2 separate regions of the Homo sapiens genome follow, and region 2 is linked to region 1. A link is an interaction called in ENCODE POLR2A ChIA-PET data of the cell type or tissue named here. Cell type or tissue: CD4-positive, alpha-beta T cell. All regions are shown on one strand. Links, peaks and the distances in the headings refer to the core of each region. The heading gives the core; the rest is flanking DNA.

Region 1 (9,917 bases), core at 2,345-7,344:
GCAGCTACCCTGGAGACAGTCACTGACAGGGCTGGCCTACATCCTGCTTGACTGGAGTGCTAAGCCTGGACAGTCCAGCACAGGGGTCTCCTGTCTCCCGGCATCCATCTACAGGAAAAGTAGATATTTTGTGAACAAGTCCTGCTGTGGTCCTCCAAAGAAAACATTTCATTGGGTTTACCTGGAGATGTTTTCTTTGTCAAGCTCAGTAAAGCTAGCTGAGCAGAAAACCCAGCTAAAACCCACGGACAGTTCCTGGGGGCTTGGGACTGGTTTAGTTACTCCATAAGGGACAGTTAGTGTTCTATTCTTGGAAGCTTCTGGAGGTGCCAACCTTGCCCAACAGAGCCATGCCTGTCTGTCTGTCTCAAGGACATGTGTCTTCAGGGCAGGGAGGCTCAATCTCCACATTATAAAAACTTGTGGGAAATGGATAATTAACCTACCAGGTGGACATGCCCTGAGATGTCCCAAACCGCCTCAAAAATTTCTGAGCTCCTTTGTCCCGTTCAGTTCCATTTTCCTCAGGATCCATTGTCAAAGCCTGCCAAGTGGTCAAGTTCTTTTTTTTTTTTTTTTTTTTTAGAGACATGGTCTTGCCATGTTGCCCAGGCTGAAGTGCAGTGGCATGATCACGGCTCACTGCAGCCTCAAACTTTTGGGCCCAAGGAATCCTCCTACCTCAGCCTCCTAAGTACCAAGTAGCTGAGACTACAGGCACACACCACCATGCCAGCTAATTTATTTTTTTATTCTTTATTTTTTGTAGAGACAGGGTCTTACTATGTTGCCTAGGCTGGTCTTGAACTCCTTGCTTCAGGTGGTCCTCTTGCCTTGGCCTCCCAAAGTGATAGGATTACGGGCATGAGCCACCATGTCCAGATGGCTCCCAGTTCTCGCACTGCTACTTCCACCTGGTTTTCTGTGTGATTGAGATCTCCCATGTTCATTATAGGTTGGTGATGTTCATGAGAAACCCAAAGTCAATGAAGCCAGTGAAGCCAACCTTCTCAAACCTTTCTCTCTTGGGAAACTGTGAGAGCAAAATGTCCATGGGGAACCTTGTGGTCCTCTTGCTTCTTTTAATCATGAACCAGAAATGCTCTCAGGTATAACATCAGCCTGAATGGCCTGTAAAATGTGCTGACGATTCCACGTAAAACCAACAAATGCATACTCGTCAGCATCAATCTTAAAATAAAATCAGGATCAAGAAACAAAAACCTTTACCTAAACTTCTTATTCATTTCCATAGAAAGAAGTTGAATTCTCTGATTTGGTCCAGGGGAGATGACTGTGACGCTGGCACTGTTCTAAAATCTGCACCATGCAATGCAGAAGCAACTCGCCTTGTGAGGCTATTGAGGACTTGAAATGTGTCTGGTGTGACTGAGGAACTGAATTTTTAATTTTAGTCAACTTTAGTTCATTTGAATTTAAAAAGCCACATGTTATGAGTGGTTACCATCTTGGAGAGCACAGGCTGTGGACACTTGTGTTTGGTGACCAGACTATGTGCTCCTCGAAACATGCAAAGGTCACTCTGGATATTTCTTTAACATGTCTTGTCTCACAATGGGGCCATAAAACAGATTTGTCACACAAAAGAACACTCATTCACTGATGCATTCATTAATTTAGCAAATATTTATTGGATATCTTCTATGTGCTGGGCACTGTTGATAAAAGCCAGGAATATGTCTATGGAAAAATGATGCCATCATTTTAATGGCGTTGTTGATGACTATGAGATTAGGAGAATTGTGGGACTTTTCCTCCATGGAACTGGCTAAGTTTCTACAGTGAGCTAAATGGGTGAAACGCAGATTATTATGGGAATATGCATGGTAACCCTGGACAAGTGAGTAGCTGCGGCAAACCTGCTGTGTAAACACAGGCTGTGCACACAGATGGGGAAGTGACGACAGGAAAGGAGAAAAGAGTCTGAATTAAATATGGTAGGAACGATGCTATGTTTGAAGCTTAGATGAAATAACAATAAGGTCCTCAAAAGCATTCTGGAAAGCACATGGCATTTACAAATGGAAGCAGTGCATTGTCACCGTCACTGGGAGCTCCCGAGACAGTCCAGGCACAAGCTTCCCCAGCCTCCCCCACTCAGCATCCCAGAAACCAACCAAGCAAGGGAGCCATTGCCTCAGGAGAAGGTGGCAGAACTTGAAGTAAAGAGGTGGTGCAACTGGCTACCAAGGAAGGGATTTCAGAGGACAGGAAAGCCGTGAACTGAGCAGGAATCGGGGGGAGGGGCAAAGGCATTAACACTTCATTGGCTCAGGGACTTTCTGGTCACAGAGAGCCAGCCAGGACCTCAGATGAGCCTTTTATCCCCTCCTCTGCAGATCACACAGCAAGAAGGAGAAGGGGACACAAAGGCTTGACTGTGGCACTTTCTCCATTGTTGTGGCTCTCACTGCAGGGTCCTGAAACACCCATTAGATCTGGAGTCCTCTGGAAAGGCGGGAGAGAGAGTCCACAGTAAGTTGCCCCTGCATCCGGACTGGCTGGGGGCTCTGGCCTGAAGAGTCACCGTAGGCAGAATGACTGTGTCTTATTTTATTTATTTATTTATTACTTTTGAGACGGAGTCTCACTCTGCTGCCCAGGCTGGAGTGCACTGGCACGATCTCAGCTCAATGGAACCTCTGCCTCCCGGGTTCAAGCGATTCTCCTGCCTCAGCCTCCCGAGTAGATGGGATTACAGGCGCCCATGACCACACCTGGCTAATTTTTGTATTTTAGTAGAGACAGGGTTTCGTTATGTTTGCCAGCCTGGTCTCCAACTCCTGACCTCAAGTGATCCGCCCGCCTCAGCCTCCCAAAGTGCTGGGATTATAAGCATGAGCCACCATGCCTGGCTGAGTGACTGTATTTTAAACCAGAGCTTGCAGACTGTGGGCCTTTAGCCCCTTAACTCATTGCTGGTGCTCCTTAAATGTCAAACCCAGCCTGGGGATGCTGGCGTGCCAACGTGCCTGGGAGCTCTTCCCTTTTTCCCTCTGGGTTAACAACAACGTTGGCATGAGAACGGGATCTCTGTGGCTGCACCTTCTCTCCTTCCTCATCTCTCCACCAGCCTTCCTTTCTGTTCACCTAGTCCCCATCCCCATTAGCACCAGGCTGAGGCCCAAACATCATCTAAGCAACCACCTACCACCCCAACTCTAAGAAGTGGCCTCTGAGCTGTAGGGGTGTACCCCTCTGAAGGGAGGACCCTATAATACTAATCTACTCCTGGTCTGACTGCCAACATTGTCTGATCTAAGTGAGGAAGAGCTGATCTAAAACATTGCTGTCATAACCCAAAGGGATTACTGAACTGTAGTTTGGGCGGGGCTTCTCCCTCCCTCCCAGCAGACTAACCCTCCTACTTATTTTTAATTTAAGCTAATGTGAAAATATTTGCATTCTCTGAGCATGCAGAAAATGAACCAGGGCAAGTGGGGGAAAAAGTGGGGAGCTAAAAGTATGTTGGAACCATGATTAGGCCAGCCTAGGAGAAACAAGGTTGACCATATTTATGGGGTCTCGTTCTTTGGCGAGCCAACAGTGTTTAAGGATTTCTCTGACTTAATTACAGGACTCTCATGGGTCATGACTTCTGTAACCAAATGTTACTTTGAAAGGGAAGAAGTGAATAGATAGAAAAGGTTTTGTCTTTAGACACCATAATTTGTCGTGACAACATTTCCTCTTTCAGGCCCGTGTGGGTCCCTGGAGAGCCTTATGGAGTGCACCTTTCAGGTTGGAGATGGTCTGATCTCTCTCTGTCCATGTACTTGTGCGTATACATTCCCAAATATTTATTTCACTAGGTAGCTTCTCTTCCAACTCCCGCTACAGGCCTTAGGGTTTCTTGGGAGATTGCTTTCTGCGCTTATGGGGCAGAGATGTGGGGTGGAAGTTGGTGACAAGGAGACATCTATTCCCTACCAATATTAGGGCACGTGAACCAAGGCCCATGTGTCCCTCACACGTGGGGATGAGAGACCTTGCCAGTGGCTCTGGCCAGGCCTGATGCGGCTCAGACGTGGCCCTTTGCTCCCACAGCTAGAGGAAAATCCTGTCAAAATGCCTTAACGATCTTCTAATATTTCCATGCAATTAAGGCCACATCTGTCTCCCAGGCCCCCACACTCCTTTGCTGGTGCACAGACATGAACCAAACAGTCTGTCTTGTCGATCTGGAAGGTAACAAAGAGCTCCATTCATAACTGTAGGCACTTTCACCATTTTTTTTTCGAAGTAAAATAGAGTTTTCACTTTGAGAATAACCTGTGTGGCAAGCAAGCGAAGGATTTTTCCCCCCTAATAAATCAAATTCAACAGCCTAATAAAATGCTGGCTCCCCCTGCCCACACCACTGCCTCCCTCCCTCCCACTGTCCCACTCTCAGCCAACAATCCTTGGGAATGGAGAGTAGTGGGCAGACCCAAAGGAGGTAGGGAAGGTGAGCTGGGAGCAGATGAAGTGAATTAAAATGCCTTTTGAAGGCTCACGGGCTTGTTTGGCAGATTAAAGACTGAGATGGGTGGGGCAGGGGGGTTGAGGGGTGGGGGCAGCAGGAGCGTAAGGAGTGTGCCTTTCCCTTTCCCTCTCTACCTACTTTCTCAGCCTTTCCGGGCTTGTTTTAAAATACTTGTTTTCTTCTCCTGCTCCCTCTACCCCACAGCTCATCCCCATACCTTCAGTAAACCTGCTGCTTCCTTTTTTTGCATGGGGAAGAGCAAGAGAACCACGTTCCTAAGAATGGAGCAAGTGCTATTGGGCCACACCTGCAGCTGAAGCCCCGGGGAGGAGTGCCTGCCTGTCTCCTCAGAGCAAGGCTAAGAGATCTCCCTCAGCCTTTGAAGCCTCCAGAGAGTGAGTTTGCAGGAGATAAGTGCTGATAAACATCGAGTTTGGTGCTTATCCGCAGCAAACATGATCTTTTGAGGTTCTCTCTGCACTCATAAGCCATAGAGACTCTAATCAGAAAACAGAAGGGAAAATGCAAAACCAAGCAGTATTTGCTGCTGATTTTTCTTCTTTTTTGTTTTGTTTTGTTTCGGTTTACACACTGAAAAGCCCAACATAGATACTGTCATACAAGAGACTCCAGAGCAGAAATGTAGCCCTGGGTCTTTGCTTTGCTTGGGTTTTTTGGTTCTGACATCAAGGGAAGATGTCTTCACAGAGCTGCACATAAAAAGGATGGGCTGGACACTAATAACGACGACACCTGCATCCAGCATTCTCCTTTCCAAAGCGCTCTTAGTCATTGCATTGTCTGGCCCTCATGGCAACTCTTTAAGGTAGGTGGGACAGACGGTTCACAGGTAAAGAAACTGCGCCTGAGCTAGGATATGTGATTTGTCCAATGTCACACAGCTTGAAGTGGGGTGCCAGGAGTAAAAGCCAGATCTTTCTGGCTGCAAAGCTGGGCTCTGTTCACGCTATACAATGCAGAGGCTCAGCAGCTAGAAGATAACCAGGAATCAAAGGGGCCTTGAACTTGGGTGTCCCACCTGGAAGCATTTGGAGAGCTCAGGCGGTAGTGGATGAAGTCAGGTGGAGAGGGCTTCGGGCTTTGCATCATTTGAGTAATGAGAGAAAGGTGAGGCCTTGGTTGTCTTGTATTTCAAGGCATTGTTTATATCTTATTTCTTAGCTATGGGATATTAGCAAAAAGCAGATGTGGAAGATGGAGTGTAGAGTAGAAACAGCATGGAGCCAGAGGTCCAGGGTTCTGGTCTCTGCTCCTCCCCTGCCCAGGTAGCGGGTCTTGAGTTTCAGTATTTTCTTCTATAAAATAAGGCGGATGGCACTTAAGTCAGGAGAGCAGGGTGACGTTAAGGGGAGCATGGAGAATGTTTGCTCCCCTATAAACTCATTCTTCTAAAATTATACTGTAATAATGACAATATTAAGGTAAAACCTTGCCATGACTTGTTAAGGCTCAAACAATGGTAGAACCTCGTCTTGTTGATCCCTTCCAGCTTCAGAACTCAATGGTATTGTCATGGGAGTCTTGAATTTGGGGAACTGCTGATGACCATTTAAGTCCATAGAGATAACAGGCTATTTCCACACAGGTTTTGATTAAGCAATCCTACTTCTGACAGCCAAGCAAGCCCTTGATGTTATATATCATAAGCTCCGAGCATTTGTCTGCAGGTAGATAGAAAGTGAACCTTCCACAAGAACCTCACAACAAAAGTAACTGGAACTGAGCCCAAAAGAACATTTCCTAAGGCTAAAAGTGACATCATTCACATAAGCTATCTTAGGTACCTCAATAAGCCCTGGATGGCCATTTCTAGGATGGGAAGTGAGATTATGGGGTACCCTGAGGCAAGAGGGCTTTTCCTCGATCTCTATTTAAATTTTCTACAGAATACATTCATGCATCATTTATTTCATTTAAAATAAATTTTTAAAGATAAAGGAAAATAGAAATGTCTTGTTCACAGATGAGTTCATGGTTTGGAGACAGAGCTGGACTACATTCTTGACAAAGATTTGTTCAAGTTCTAGAACTCATAGACATTAGAGAGGAGGACCATGTTGAACAGAGCTCGTGTTCCGGTGTGGTGGGGGCTGTGATGGGAGACGCATGCCCCATATGTGTCTATCATTCAAGCCTTGTTTGTAAAAACCCTCCTTTCTGCTTCAGCGTTTGTCTTTTTCAGCTCCCAGTGAAGGAGGCCTGACAATAGTGTGGTGAGGTGGTCAGGGAACTAACCCATTTTACAGATGAGGGAGTGGATGAGCTTGCACCCTGGCCTCCCCTACTGTGTCCTGCTCCCACTGAGCCCTGCCATCCCTTCCATGTAGCTAGCTGGATTCAACAAACTCAGTTTGAAAAAGGGCTTTCCGAAGTCCCTATCCACTTGAGTTAGATCTACTGCAGAATACTGCCTCTTGAGCACTGAAAGATATCCATATTCTTTCACAGAAATATATACATCTTTTTGAAAATGTTTGGTTGGGTTTGTGGTCGGAGGCTTGGCATGGTTGTTTGTTTGTTAGAATGTGCCTCCTTTGGGAAGAATGCAAACCAGGGGCTGTATTGGGATGCTGAGTCAGGCTCTGCCCTCAGTGACAAGGGGTCTTTGTCTTGTTCATGGTTCTCCCCACACACCTGCATACACACAGATACCCACAAAAGTGCATTTTGAAAACTAATAAAAATTGCACTGAAAATATTTAACTTATGCAAATACTACTATAGCAGAAAGTACACACATATACAAAACAGCAGCTATCTTTTCTAGAATCTGAACAAAATTTTCTGTTGATTATATATACAGAATTTGCTGAACATTTGCCTTGGGAAACCAATAAACAATGCAGTTATTGGTCCACTGTCAGCTTAGGCTTCTGTTTTGAGATGTTTTACCTATAGTGGAAATTGTCATCTGTACCTGGCATGTTTCTGGGTGTGTCTAAAATGAGCATGTCTCAAGAAATCTTTCCAGGTTCCTACATTCTCAACCAAAGTTGCTCAAGTGAGAAAGCAACTCAGGATATCAAGCTACCAGTTAGAATTTCAAGTATGACAAGCCTGCTACAAGAGTGTATCTTATCTGTGGCCTCTAGGGTTTCAGAAGCCAGAGGGCTCATGCTACCGCCAAAAGCTGTGGCTTACCAACTCGTATCACCCCTTTCATTGGAAGTTTCTTAAGATTCCAAAATGTGAGAATTATTATCAGGTGTTCTTTGTCTAATGATGTCTGATTGCTCTGCATATATGAATGAATGCCTACAGCTCTTCGGAAAGGAAAGCAAAGAATAATGTTCTTATGCTGGGCGGGGGTGGAGGGTGGGGACTTAGGGGGTGGTTGAATGTTCAGCTCTAGTAGCTTGCATTTCCTGTTTAGTGGGTGTGAGGGGTTTACACAAGAAAGTCTCAGTGTTACGCTAGATGGATAGCCTCATCGATCATGTCTAAGGAATCTCTGCCTAAAGATGATCAATTTGGCCTCTGCATACCACAAGGAGGTTTCAGTATTTAAGAACTTCGGGATCAACCATGTCCTAATTCTAGATACGTGTTTCGATTGTCTTGTCCTATTTGTTCAAAATTCCCTTCAAAGTTAAACAATTTATCAGGCCAGCTCATAGGACCCTTGAAGGAAAATTTGAAAAACATCTTATTATTCTAAATACTATTTTCTGTTTGCAGGAATGATATGAATTTGCAAAGAGACTTGGCATCTAAAGGTGGGGGGAGGCTCAGGAAGCCCTAGGAAGTTCATAAGAACTTTACAACTTAGTTTCCAAGTTCAGACTTCTGGTTCACTCAGCTACCTAGGCCATCATGGGTCACACAGCTGTGATAAAGTTACCTTTCCTATCTTATCTAGACATCTGATAATGTGGATAATGTGAGGATTATTTCTCCATCATCAAATTGATCTCTAAAGGAATTATACCAAACATACAGTCACAAAGTTCTCCCAAATTGGTGATCAGCTCTCTGAAAATTAAAATCAAATGGTATCTTAGGAAGTATGCTATTTTCTTAGATGTATCCAAACCTTAGAAATAAAAAGCCCACCTTAAATCCATCAATACAAATAAGCGATAACCATGATTACTTCTATGTTATTATACAGGACTTTAAATATACACTGAGGTGCCAGAACAAAGTCCTAGGCTGGTTGAATTCTTGTGTCCAGCTCCATCTCTGCCTCTGTCTCTTTTTAATGGAACAGGCAGATGATGCATTTTCTAGACTTATTTCCCCTCATTTTGTTGTTATCAGTAATAATAATGACAAGGAAAATTGTAGATTATTTTATAGTTTAAGACATTGATCTTAATAGGAGCCTTCCCACATCTATAATCTTATTTAATTACTCTAATAAACTGGAGAAGAAGGCAGGATTATTCCCCTCCCCCACTTTGCTGATGAAGAAACAAAGGTTCTGAAGGACTACGTTCGTGGTCATAAAGCGGGAAGGGGAAGAGTGTGAGGCCAACCCTCTGGACTCCCTTCCGTGGGGCCCTTTCCACGAGGCTGCACTTTCTCAGCTGCATTCTTTGCCCACAAACACTACAGCAATTAGTACATTTATTTTTCCATATTGATACTATTTTTCTTTCCCTTTTGATCTTGCCCCTTTGGTTAGATGGTAGGCGATTTTAGGGCAAGATCTTTATCTGTTCGTTATTTACCGTTTGAACTTTCAGTGGGCTCATTAGGGGTCCAGGGACATTTGCTGATTGATGGCATGCACTGGACATGAGCCTGCTGGCTTTGACATTTTAAAACTGCACACTTCCCTCAGTGACAGTATGCCCAAGCAACAGGCCTCCCTGACATTTTCTCAAAACCAGGAAATGAAACTGGCCACCAAGAGCAAGTGACCGCCAGCCAGGGCATTGGTGCAAACCAAGCAAAACACACCACAGTGCAGGCAGCGCGGGTCACAAGGATGAAGGCATTCGATCTGCAGTTATCTTTGAAGAAATGTAACATGTTCCTTCCTCCCACCGTGGTTTCAGCCACAATCATCCTCCTGTTTTAAACAGGTTGAATTATGTTCCTATACAATATTTGTACACAAAACCCAACCTTAGACATGCTTTTCCCTATGATCTTGGTCTCTGCACACGCACGAGAATAGCCTTCTTCCATCTGAGTACTCAGCTCGATCCTGCTTAGCTTCCAAGATCAGATGAGGCACGTTCAGAGCACTGTGGACGTGGACAGCGCAGCCTCCTCCAAACGTTTTGGCTGAATTGGAGGACAAAGCAGGGCTGTTTAATATGCAAAACATCTTTTTCTCGCATTTTCCTTTCTATAGCTTCCCCTGTTTAACCACCCCTCTCCACCTCGCTTTTAACCAAGTCAAATCTTTGGCAAATGGTTTTGGGGATATTTTTCAGCACGTGGTAGCAAAGATATTTTC
Region 2 (9,917 bases), core at 1,829-6,828, 72 kb before region 1:
TGCCCCCACTGATACAAAGCATCCTCTTACCTCGACCCCCTGAGGGCCTTCTGGACACAAGCTCAGTGGTGCTGTTGATGGTGGAGGAACTTCTGAGCAAGGTGTGGGAGTGGGGCTGGGCAGCAGACAGCCATGCTTAAGGGTTGCTTCCCCCAAGCACATTCCCCCAAAGGACACCTTTTCAAGAGTTTTTAAGGCAACAGGTTTACATGATGCTTGTAATGAACAGATATTAGAGGAAATACGGTAAGAATCCAAGTCCACAGAAACCACCTCTCACATGAAGTACTGCATTTTGTTCAGGTTTTTATTTATCCACTAAGCATTGCCTTGGGTTGGCAGTAACTTGGCTTGGGGTGGACAGATGCTGCTTTCCTCCCTTGTGTTCTAGAACCTCCTGATCTCATTTGGTCTAAACTAGCAAACCTTATCTGAGAACCTCTTAATCCATTTCCCTTTGTGTATGTTCATCGCTCACTTGCATGCAGATGTTATTGGTTAAGTAAAATAACAATCTTTTTAAGTGTCATTACATTTTCTAGTGGCTGTTGACTATTAAAAATGTTTTAAAATAACAGATATTGAAAATAGGCCCAGTGTGGTGGCTCACGCCAGTAATCCCAACACTTTGGGAGGTTGAGGTGGAAGGATTGCTTGAAGCCAGGAGTTTGAGACCTGCCTGGGCAACATAGAGATACCCTATCTCCAGAAATAAAATAAAATAAAATAAAATAAAATAAAATAAAATAAAATAAAATAAAATAGAACTTCCTTTGTGTGGGACTCAACAACATTTTTCGACACTGAAAAAAGATGACCTCTGCTATAGACTGACTGTGTCTGTCCCTTCTCCCAAATTCATATGCTGAAACCTAATCCCCAATGTGAAGGTATTTGGAGGTGATTAGGGCATGAGGGTGGAGCACTCAAGAGTGGGATTAATTCCCTTATGAAAGAGACCCCAGAGCATTCCCTTGCTCCTTACACCATATCAGCACACAGTGAGAAGGTTCCCTCTATAAACCAAGGCAAGGGCCCTCACCAGACACTGAATCTGCTGGCACCTTGATCTTGGACTTCCCAGCCTCCAGAACTGTGAGAAATAAAGTCCTGTTTTTATGAGCCACCCAGTCTATGGTAGTTTGTTATAGCAGACCAAATGGACTAAGACGACCTCCTGCTAAAGGACTGTTGGTCAGTGTCCCAAACTGTGGGGAGGAACAGCTTCCATGAGAACCACTTGCAGGCCTGCATGCCCGCTTTGCTTGGCTGGCACTGTTTGTTAGATGGCAGAAACCTCATGGCACAGGCACAGAATGATCCAGCAGGGAAAAGACTGGACTAGCAGACAGGAGGGCAAAGATTCTGTTTGTCCTCTGGGACTAGTCCGCTGCATGCCCTGGAGCCAGCTAGCAAACGTTCAATCTGGGCATTGCAGGGGAATAAATGCCAGTGCCCCCTCTGTACAAATGCTTATGAGGAGAAAATGGTGCCCCAGTCCTGTCAGCCAGTGGGCCAGCTTCTGAGGCATAGGACAAATCACTGTGGAACATATTCAGGGGGCGAGATTTGGCTAAAGCTCTATGACTGTGTAGAGAAGATGAGCCTGAGCCAGTGTTTGAGTAGGACACATAAAGAAAACCTTTAAAAGAATGAACTAATGGGCTGAGCATCTTCTTACAGCACTCAGAAATATATGCCTCCATTTTCCCTAATGAATACTTTGCAGATTTCAAAATTGATGGGGAAATTGCGTGGCTAAGATGGAGATCTGCCAAAGAATTCAGCTAGTTTGTTCTTAAACATACCTGGCCTTCATCATTCCTCTTTCTATGCTTGGGCCACTAATACCAAGTTTTAATTTTCTCCTTTCTTGGAAGTCACTAGAAATCCAGTACATGCATACACTTTTTTCACTAAAGACCAACATCTTTGTTTTGAGAGTTAATAGCAGAGGATATTCAATATAGAGAAAATAGGAGGAAAAGAGTAGAATTTCAGTTTCAATTTATTTTTATATCACCATTTAAAATGTTCTATTTTGTATTTGTTTTCTAATATGAAGAATAATGTAACAGTTTGTATATATGATTTATAAATCAATGTGCATATGTTGAGAATATGTGCTTTACACATCTTTTTAAATGGCAGGGTGCAAGATTAAAAAAAAACTGGAGACAAATGTTCCGAAACACATCCCATTTCATTTAGGTAGACATGTTGTCTAGAAGGTACTTAGTGTTACCCTAAGAAGGTTCTAGGGTTACCAATGCTGTGAGTCTAATTCCTTGCAAATCAAGGACTTCCCAGGTCTCACTCTTTTCATTGTAAAATAGAGAAAATGAAAATAAGCTACCTAACAGTGAAGGAACTGGAGGCAAGTTTCTTCCTTGGGAAGAAAAATGACCTTAAAAATCTGCATGAGCCATAAAGTCCTGGTCTGAGACCTGAAGGAAGCAGGGCGCTTATTCTTTGCTGGAGTGGCAGAAGGTGGCCGTCTGGGTCTGAAGTGCCCAGGGGAGGCTGCAGAGTTAAATCTCACAGACCAGTCTGGATAGACCAGCTCGCTTTGCTCCAGTCCTTACATACAGGTTTATCCATGGCCTTAGCTGCTGTTTTATAAAACCCTTTTAGGCTGGAGGAAGATTTAAATAACACACACAAAAACACTACAAACATCATCAACAACAATGAAAAACCACACTGATTTTTTACCTTCTGCTGTACTGCAGTAGGTACATTCGAAAAATTCTTGATAGTGCAAGAAGTAAATAGGAAAGTTCCCCAGGGAAAACCCTTTGACCTAACGGGGGCGGTAAATAAGAAAACTGTCCTCAGCACTGAGAGAAGGAACCATTTATTTAGTCAAATTATTTTACAACATGGTCTTCTTTGACAGTTGTCAGCTTAACACTTAATATAGTTAAAAAAGTCAACAATTACCTGCAAAATTATATATATTTTAATGTCTAAAAATATGTTGCTTATATAGAGCAGGAAAATCCCTCCTCTCCACAAGGGAAAGTTTCGTTGTTTTTCCCAGAGCTGTGATTATTGCAGTACTGTTACACGCATTTCCAAAGCATTAAAGATCTAAATGGATTATCTTTTCCCTGCTTGTGTATGCCTGTTAAATAACTGTACCAGTGCTTTGCTTTCTCATAAGTCAGTGACTTAAACAGCCCTGTTTCCTTTTCAGCTATAGGCATATTATGCTTTTTAAAAACCAGCTATAAAAACATACAGACAGCCCAAATGTACAGATTGAAAAAAGATGTACAAATTACATTAAAAAAAATAACAGCGATTGATTCGATAGTAAAACTGCTTTTGTGACCGAGGTCAACTCGTTTATTTATTCTTAATTTTTAATTATTTATTTTTAATACTGTGAGATATAGGAAAATAACTCTGCATAATTTATACAGTAAGTTGCCTTCTGATTGGTTGGCCCTGGTCTGATGGTCTGACAAGCGCACAGCACTTGCGAATCTGCTTGAGTTTAGAAATCCCTACAACTTTTCCAAGTTCTGGGACCACTGTCATCATTTAAAAAAAAAAAAAAATTAGTAATTTAATTCCCCGTCTTTCAGGAATGTATGTATTTGCATTAAAATTTCTTAGTTCATATCTTGACTATTTCTAGAGAGAGTGGTCAGCTGAGTGCATACTGTCCACTGAGAGGGATTCTGCAATGCCCTTGGCGTCTTAAACACACAAACCTTCTTTCCATCAAATTCCAGTTGGGTGAAAACTTCACTGGCCTTACAATCAATGTTCCAGTTGCCATCCACTGAATTTGGTCCTCCTAAAATTAGATTATAAGCTTCCCACCTCTATTTGTCACTAAATCTCAAACCAGAACATGACGGGTTAAGTCCATGATTCTGTGTCATACTGAACCCCGTGTATTGACAAGAAACTGCTTTGGTCATAAAAACATAAAGAAAACGTACAGCTTCTTTCTCAGAACCATGACTTAACCATTCCAGTAATCTTAATATGCAACTCACAAGATGCTAGGAGACTGAGAATTCAAACTGGCATACTGGCCCATGGAATTATTCATCTCTTTGTTCAGGTAGAGGAAGCAAAAGTTACCAACATTAAAAAAAATGTTTTTAAAGAACAAATACAAAGGTTCTATCCAACAAGAAAGAACATCCAGTTTTGTCTTCCCTTCAAGGCCACATATGTCCTGTTGAGTCCAAAGCATCCAGTAAGTGTGCAGGATGGGCTTCAGCTAGAAGGCCACTGATGAGTAAGCTTCTAGTAGTAGCTGCCTAAGTGTGAAGGCACGTGGGTGTTAGGATGGCGGGGGACGTTGGGGTTGGGGTAGATTCCCCCCGTGGGGGAGGTCCAGTATTGTGATGCGGCTCCAAAGAAGCTGGAGGAAGTGACAGGCATGGAGGATGGATGGGGAGGGACAAAGTTCACCTTCTGCTGGTGGGCATGGTAGGAAGGCATGTAGGAGATGTCAGAAGGGTACTTGTACATGGACGACTCGGTCGGATGTGGCTGCAGAGCCTGGGCAATGCCGTGGAAGTCAAATTTGTAAGCATATCTTTTGCCGTGCACTTTGGTCATAATGTTTTTATCATAGTAATAACGGAGGGCCCGGCTCAGCTTGTCGTAATTCATGTTGGGCTTGCTTTTCCGCTCGCCCCAGCGCCTGGCCACCTCATCGGGGTCCGTCATTTTGAACTCCCCGTTGGTCCCCTCCCAGGTGATACAGCTGGCGTTGGCGCTGTCGGAGAGCAGCTCCAGGAGGAATTGCCACAGCTGGATCTGCCCGCTTCCTGCACGCCGTGAGGCAAACGGGAGAGAACAGAACACCTCAGCCCAGAGAAGGCAGAACCCAGTTCCCTAAATGCAGGGAGCTTCTCATCCTTTTAAAGAAACCTTTTGTTTCCTTCGACATTGGGATCGACTTGACAAGCCCTTCTTATGTCATTGTTGATTTGCCTTTCTGCTTGCCTTGGAGATGGGTATAATAAGCGAGGTTAGATCCTAAGATGCTTTGCCCCAAGGCCTGGTAAATGGAATGTGGGAAGTGAGGTGCAAACTCTGCCCAGAACTAGCTGTGTGATCTTGGGTGAGCCATATCCCCCCTCAATCCCTTTGGCAAGGCTTTTGAATCTCTTCATCTAGAAAGGCCTGAATCACTGACTGATCTCTAATTAGTGGTCATGTCCCCCAGGGAATTCCCTGTCAGCAATAAAAAGTCAGGGGCAAGGCATGACTGTGGGAGTCATTGGGAGAAGCTGCGCCATGAGCTTTAGCTTTTGGATGGACAGGACCTGGATTGGCCCTTGGCAGGCCCAGAGCTTGGCTTGCAGCTCTAAGTTCTACAGAGAACTTGTGCAGAGAGAAAAATACCCAGAATATGCTGGGTGGCTGCTTTCTCCTCTGGCAGTAATGACCAGGCACTAAGGAATGGGTAGGCAGAGTCCCTGGGATGGGAAGGTGAGTGGGCCACACTGCGACAAGGGCCTGCTAGCTCCCAATCTCGATGGACTTGGTTTAGAAGGACCCTCTTGAGAGTTATTTTTGATACTAAATCTTTAAAGTACAAGGTCAAATTGACTATATCTGCAACTTTTCCAGGACACATCTCTTTTATAAGGCCAGATAACTTGGCAACACTTTCTAAAATCACAAATAAAACCCTTTGGAATATTTATGAACTTGTGCCTGGCATGCGGGAGACAACTGAGAGCTGAGTGGAGTTGTCTTCTTTTCTTTCTTGCCCATTTTCTCTGATTGAAACGCCTACCTACCTGTGCCACTTATTACTCATCTACACCTAAGTGCACATGTGCAGTGCTGATGTGTTTATTCCTAGAAGTATCCTCAGCTAACCAACCTTGACACCTCATAACAAGCCCTGACCTGTTGTTCACATGCTCCAGAAACAGACATTGAACATTTCAAGGAAAGACGTGCATGTTACTCCCCACTCAGGTGTCTGGACTTAGGACAGAAGTCTCTGTGATTTCACAAAGCTACGAAACATTCTGGCAAAAAAGGCTTGCAGGCCAAGGTAAACTCACCAGGGTTGGCTAGGCGACTGCTGGTCGGGCCCAGGATCTGATACGGATCTAAGGAAATAAAAAAGGAAATTTGCTTCAGTGTTTTTAAAAAATATGACAACCGTACCAACCATAAGAAAACCATAAGGGTTTATACTTTTATTTCAAGATCACAGGAAAGACTGATTTCAGAAAACTTTACTGCTTTTATTTGCAGATCTCAAAGATCTTGATGACATTTGTGGTCTTCATCTCAATAATTACAGAAAGAACAAAGAATAGGAACAGGATTACTTTTTCTTATTTTGGCATCTAAAATGTGCAGATTATGTTGTCATTACCCAAAGCAAAACAAAGAAAACATTTGGAAAGGAACTGGATAATATTCAATGATACAACGGACAGCTGACTCCATGGGCTTAAAGCAGGTCTCATGGTTACTGGTCTTTAATAACTCTACCTAATACTAACAACATTATTAATCTGTTTTTTTTTTTAAATGTAGCATGAAAAACACATGCCTAGAAACCAAGCAGCCTGGGTTTTAGCAGCAGCTATGTGATAAACAAATAACTTGTTGGACAATTTCTGGGAATCAGTTTTCTCATCTGACAAATGAGTGGGTTGGGCTACTGGATTCCTCAGTTTTCTTCTAGTATAACACTCTGTGATTTGAAATGTCACACAAGCCAGAAATGTCAGCACAAACCAGAGTGTACATTTTAGCTATAAAATGACTATTCTTAAAATCTCACTTTCCTCAAAACGTATGTGTTTATTTAGCCATGAAAAAGTCTTTGCAATACTGGTTTAGGTGAGAGGTTTATCTCCTTTTTTGTTAGTTGAGGAAATCATGGTAGAGAGCTGGGTCTCGACTTGGCAAAATTGTCATGTATTTTGTAAAATTTTGCTATTTTTCAACTATAATTGCAGTTTTAAAAATATCACTATGATTTTTGGGTTTCTACTTAGAACCATAAATTACCTTCAAAAGTCCTTAAGCCCATTGAGACCATCTTTTCTCATCCACATCATTAATATGATAATTATTTTTGGCAGGTGATGACTAATGCATAATTTTGTTGTTATTGGACAGTCTTTAAAACTCTCTACATCTGACTTATGATCCACAGTCAGCAAATTTTTTCTTAACCTTCCAGGTGAAATGTCAGTTGATTTTCTCTTGCTCTGCCTTCTGTGGAGATGGGGAACAATGTTTGCCTACCCCAAAGCAAATGACTTGTTCAGAACTTCATCTCAGCTGCATCACATAAGAAGATAGAGAGAGGAGCTGGGGCTTGGGCACAGCAGCTGTCTTCAGATATGCAAAGGATTTCGGAGGAAGCAGGAGGAAGGCTTCTCCAGAAGGAAAAGCTTGAGTGGAAATTCCAGGAGGCAGACTTTGGGTCAGATAGTGGAACTGAGCCCAGCTAGAAAGTCAACGCCCTGTTTTACTACAAGCACAAGTAAGGTAGAGGTGAGGGTAGGATAGACCCAGAAATCTCCAAGTTCCTCTCCAATACGGAGTCTCCAGGTCCATGGCTTTCAAAGTTCCTCTGCCTTAATTGTTAAGCCAACTCATCACAGGATGGGGATATTTCTGAAAGTAAGGTTTGGTGAAGCATAAAAGGCTTGGACAGGAATTTGGGGGATCTGGGATTGTAGCCCTATTTCTTTCATTAACCAGCTGTATGGTTTTTAGCAAGTCACTTCACCTCCCCGGGCCTCAGTTTCTTTATTGAACAAAATAAAGCATTGGAATAGTTCATCTTCAAGTTCTTTCACCTTTGATATTTAACAAGTCTCTACTTGATGTCAGTACCTGTTACTTCATTCACAGGACTATTAGGGTCAAAGATAGACCCTCTTTGAGAGAAATAAGAGAAAACATATGTGGTATATTGTTTAAACCCTCCATCAGTTGACCATGTGAAATCAACAACTGTGCAGGAAGCAAAGGAGAGATTACATATCCTGGGCAGGTACCTGGCTGGGGCCGTTGCTCTGTATTCTTACTGATCGTTTGTGCCCCTCCAAGGGGAGGACCTGTGGCAAGAGGGAAAGAAATGCAGTGAGTAGGACCCAGCTCCCCGAGGGGAGCAAGACGTCTTGACAGATGTGCTTTCTCACTCATTCCTTCGCCCACTCTCCACTGACTCATTTATTCATCTTATTTTAGAAACATTTACCTAGAATCTACTATGTGCTGGCCCTGTTCTCCAGGCTGGAGATTCAGGAATGAACAAGCAGTTCCTGGTAGAACTCGCATTCCAATGGGAGAGACAATAATAAACACATTTTTAAATTCTTAAAATTTTGTCTTTGCTTAAATGTCACCTTTTCATTTTCAAATTTTTAAAAAGTAAACTAACAGTATAGCATCACTGATGGTACTGAGGCTGTGGATTTCATTTTCAAATCGGAAAGTTAGAGAAGTCCTTACTGAGAAAGTGACATCTGAGCAAAGATCAGCTGCTTCCTGGTGTCCCTGTCTTGTGAGTTTCCTCCTTGGTATCTCTCACACACCCCTTCCATTCCCATGATCACTTCTGCATCACAGATCTGTATTGCTTCTTGCATGGTTTCTGGCTTAGTCTGACTGGTGTCCTCATTACTCTTCTGTCTCCCCACAACCCACCATACACGCCAGTGTTCAAAACCTTAGTGACTCTTCATTGCCTAAAGAACTAAGGCATATCTTCATAGCATCATTTACAATTCTGTTTCTTACCTTTCCAGACTTCTTCTGCATCACACATCCTAAGCTCCAGGAACCTGAGGTCCTCACTGACTGTCAGACATGCCAAGCTCATGTCTTCCCCAGCCCATATCGCCACAGGTCCAAATCCTGCCTCTCCTTCCAGAGCTAACTCAAGTGCTACCAGGTCCACAAAGCCTTCCTTGATACCAACCAGAAGAAAGGAGTTCTGTGTGTGCTTGATTTCTCTCTCCCGCTTATGGGACCAGTGCATGTCTGATTCATCTTTGTGAATCTTATATTGCCAAATGTCATGTGCAGAGTAAGTAAATAATTAATACACATAATTGGAAGGGGTCTTGGTTATTGTTTGGGCATTAATTTGTAACCCCAACCTCTTTCTTGAAAGAATTCCCTTTACCACCTGTTCATGTGCTTCATATTTTGCTTCCTAGGCATGGCAAGTTTGATTTCTGGTACAGGAGTTCATGAGTCATTCTTGCCCCTTATTCTCTTACTGGGGGATATTGGGTAGACTTCGACATGTCATCATCTCACCACTTGGTGGAGAACCTGATGTCCCAGACCCCCCGGCATCTCCTCATCAGGGACAGAAGATAACCTGTTGAGGAGATGGCAGGGTTCTGAGACATCAATTTCTCCACCAAGTGGTGAGATGATGATATGAGGAAATCTACCCAGTATCAAGGGGAATGGGGAAATTGGTACGACTTAGCCTCAACAGTTACGGGAGCAAAATTATAGAGAGTCATTATCTTGATTTAAATAACAAAAGCAAAACCCAGTGACAGTGACCATTCATTGGTACAGAACCTTGTCTCAAGAAAACCTTCAAATTTCCCATGTTCTAAAACCGAGCGCAATAAAACAAAACTCAAAAATCTAAACGAAAATCCCATATCATCTTTCAAGGACTGGTATCATGGAAAGGCCCTAAATTGGCAAATAATTTTGATGTCTACTCAAAAAGCAGGGAAACAAATGCTTGCTGCTCTCCTGTGTCTCATGATCCTGTTCTCCAATCCTGTCCTCAGAAACATGCTTTCCTCCAAAGAACTATAAAACATTTACTTACTTTTGTTGAGGCCAGAATTCATGTTATTGCCCCAAGCTCCTCTTCTGACTGAGTCATAAGAAGGGTCTAATGAACAATAACAAATAGGGGT

The links. Peaks named below come from ENCODE experiments on the same cell type or tissue, not always from the same donor. Only the 100,000 strongest peaks of a DNase experiment are listed, where the experiment ranks them.
Region 2: POLR2A ChIA-PET joins it to region 1 with 5 read pairs; 2 of 35 experiments call an interaction of 5 or more read pairs at or near these places.

Annotation. Positions count from the first base shown.
Region 1 is chr11:128,734,073-128,743,989 of GRCh38, reverse strand. The region is part of intron 1 of FLI1 (Fli-1 proto-oncogene, ETS transcription factor); the gene reads right to left. Among named protein-coding and RNA genes, the nearest start is that of SENCR, 43 kb to the right of the region's middle. RefSeq lists enhancers at 9,396-9,917, 9,695-9,917. In CD4-positive, alpha-beta T cell, for the core only: no CTCF peak of the experiment used is centred there; a DNase peak (open chromatin) is centred at 4,859; H3K4me3 peaks cover 514 bases; H3K27ac peaks cover 3,854 bases.
Region 2 is chr11:128,805,341-128,815,257 of GRCh38, reverse strand. It overlaps FLI1 (Fli-1 proto-oncogene, ETS transcription factor), which reads right to left. Exons shown (of 9, transcript NM_002017.5): 6 at 9,827-9,892; 7 at 8,019-8,078; 8 at 6,054-6,101; 9 at 1,991-4,799. The coding sequence ends at 4,270. Among named protein-coding and RNA genes, the nearest start is that of KCNJ1, 57 kb to the left of the region's middle. In CD4-positive, alpha-beta T cell, for the core only: no CTCF peak of the experiment used is centred there; no DNase peak of the experiment used is centred there.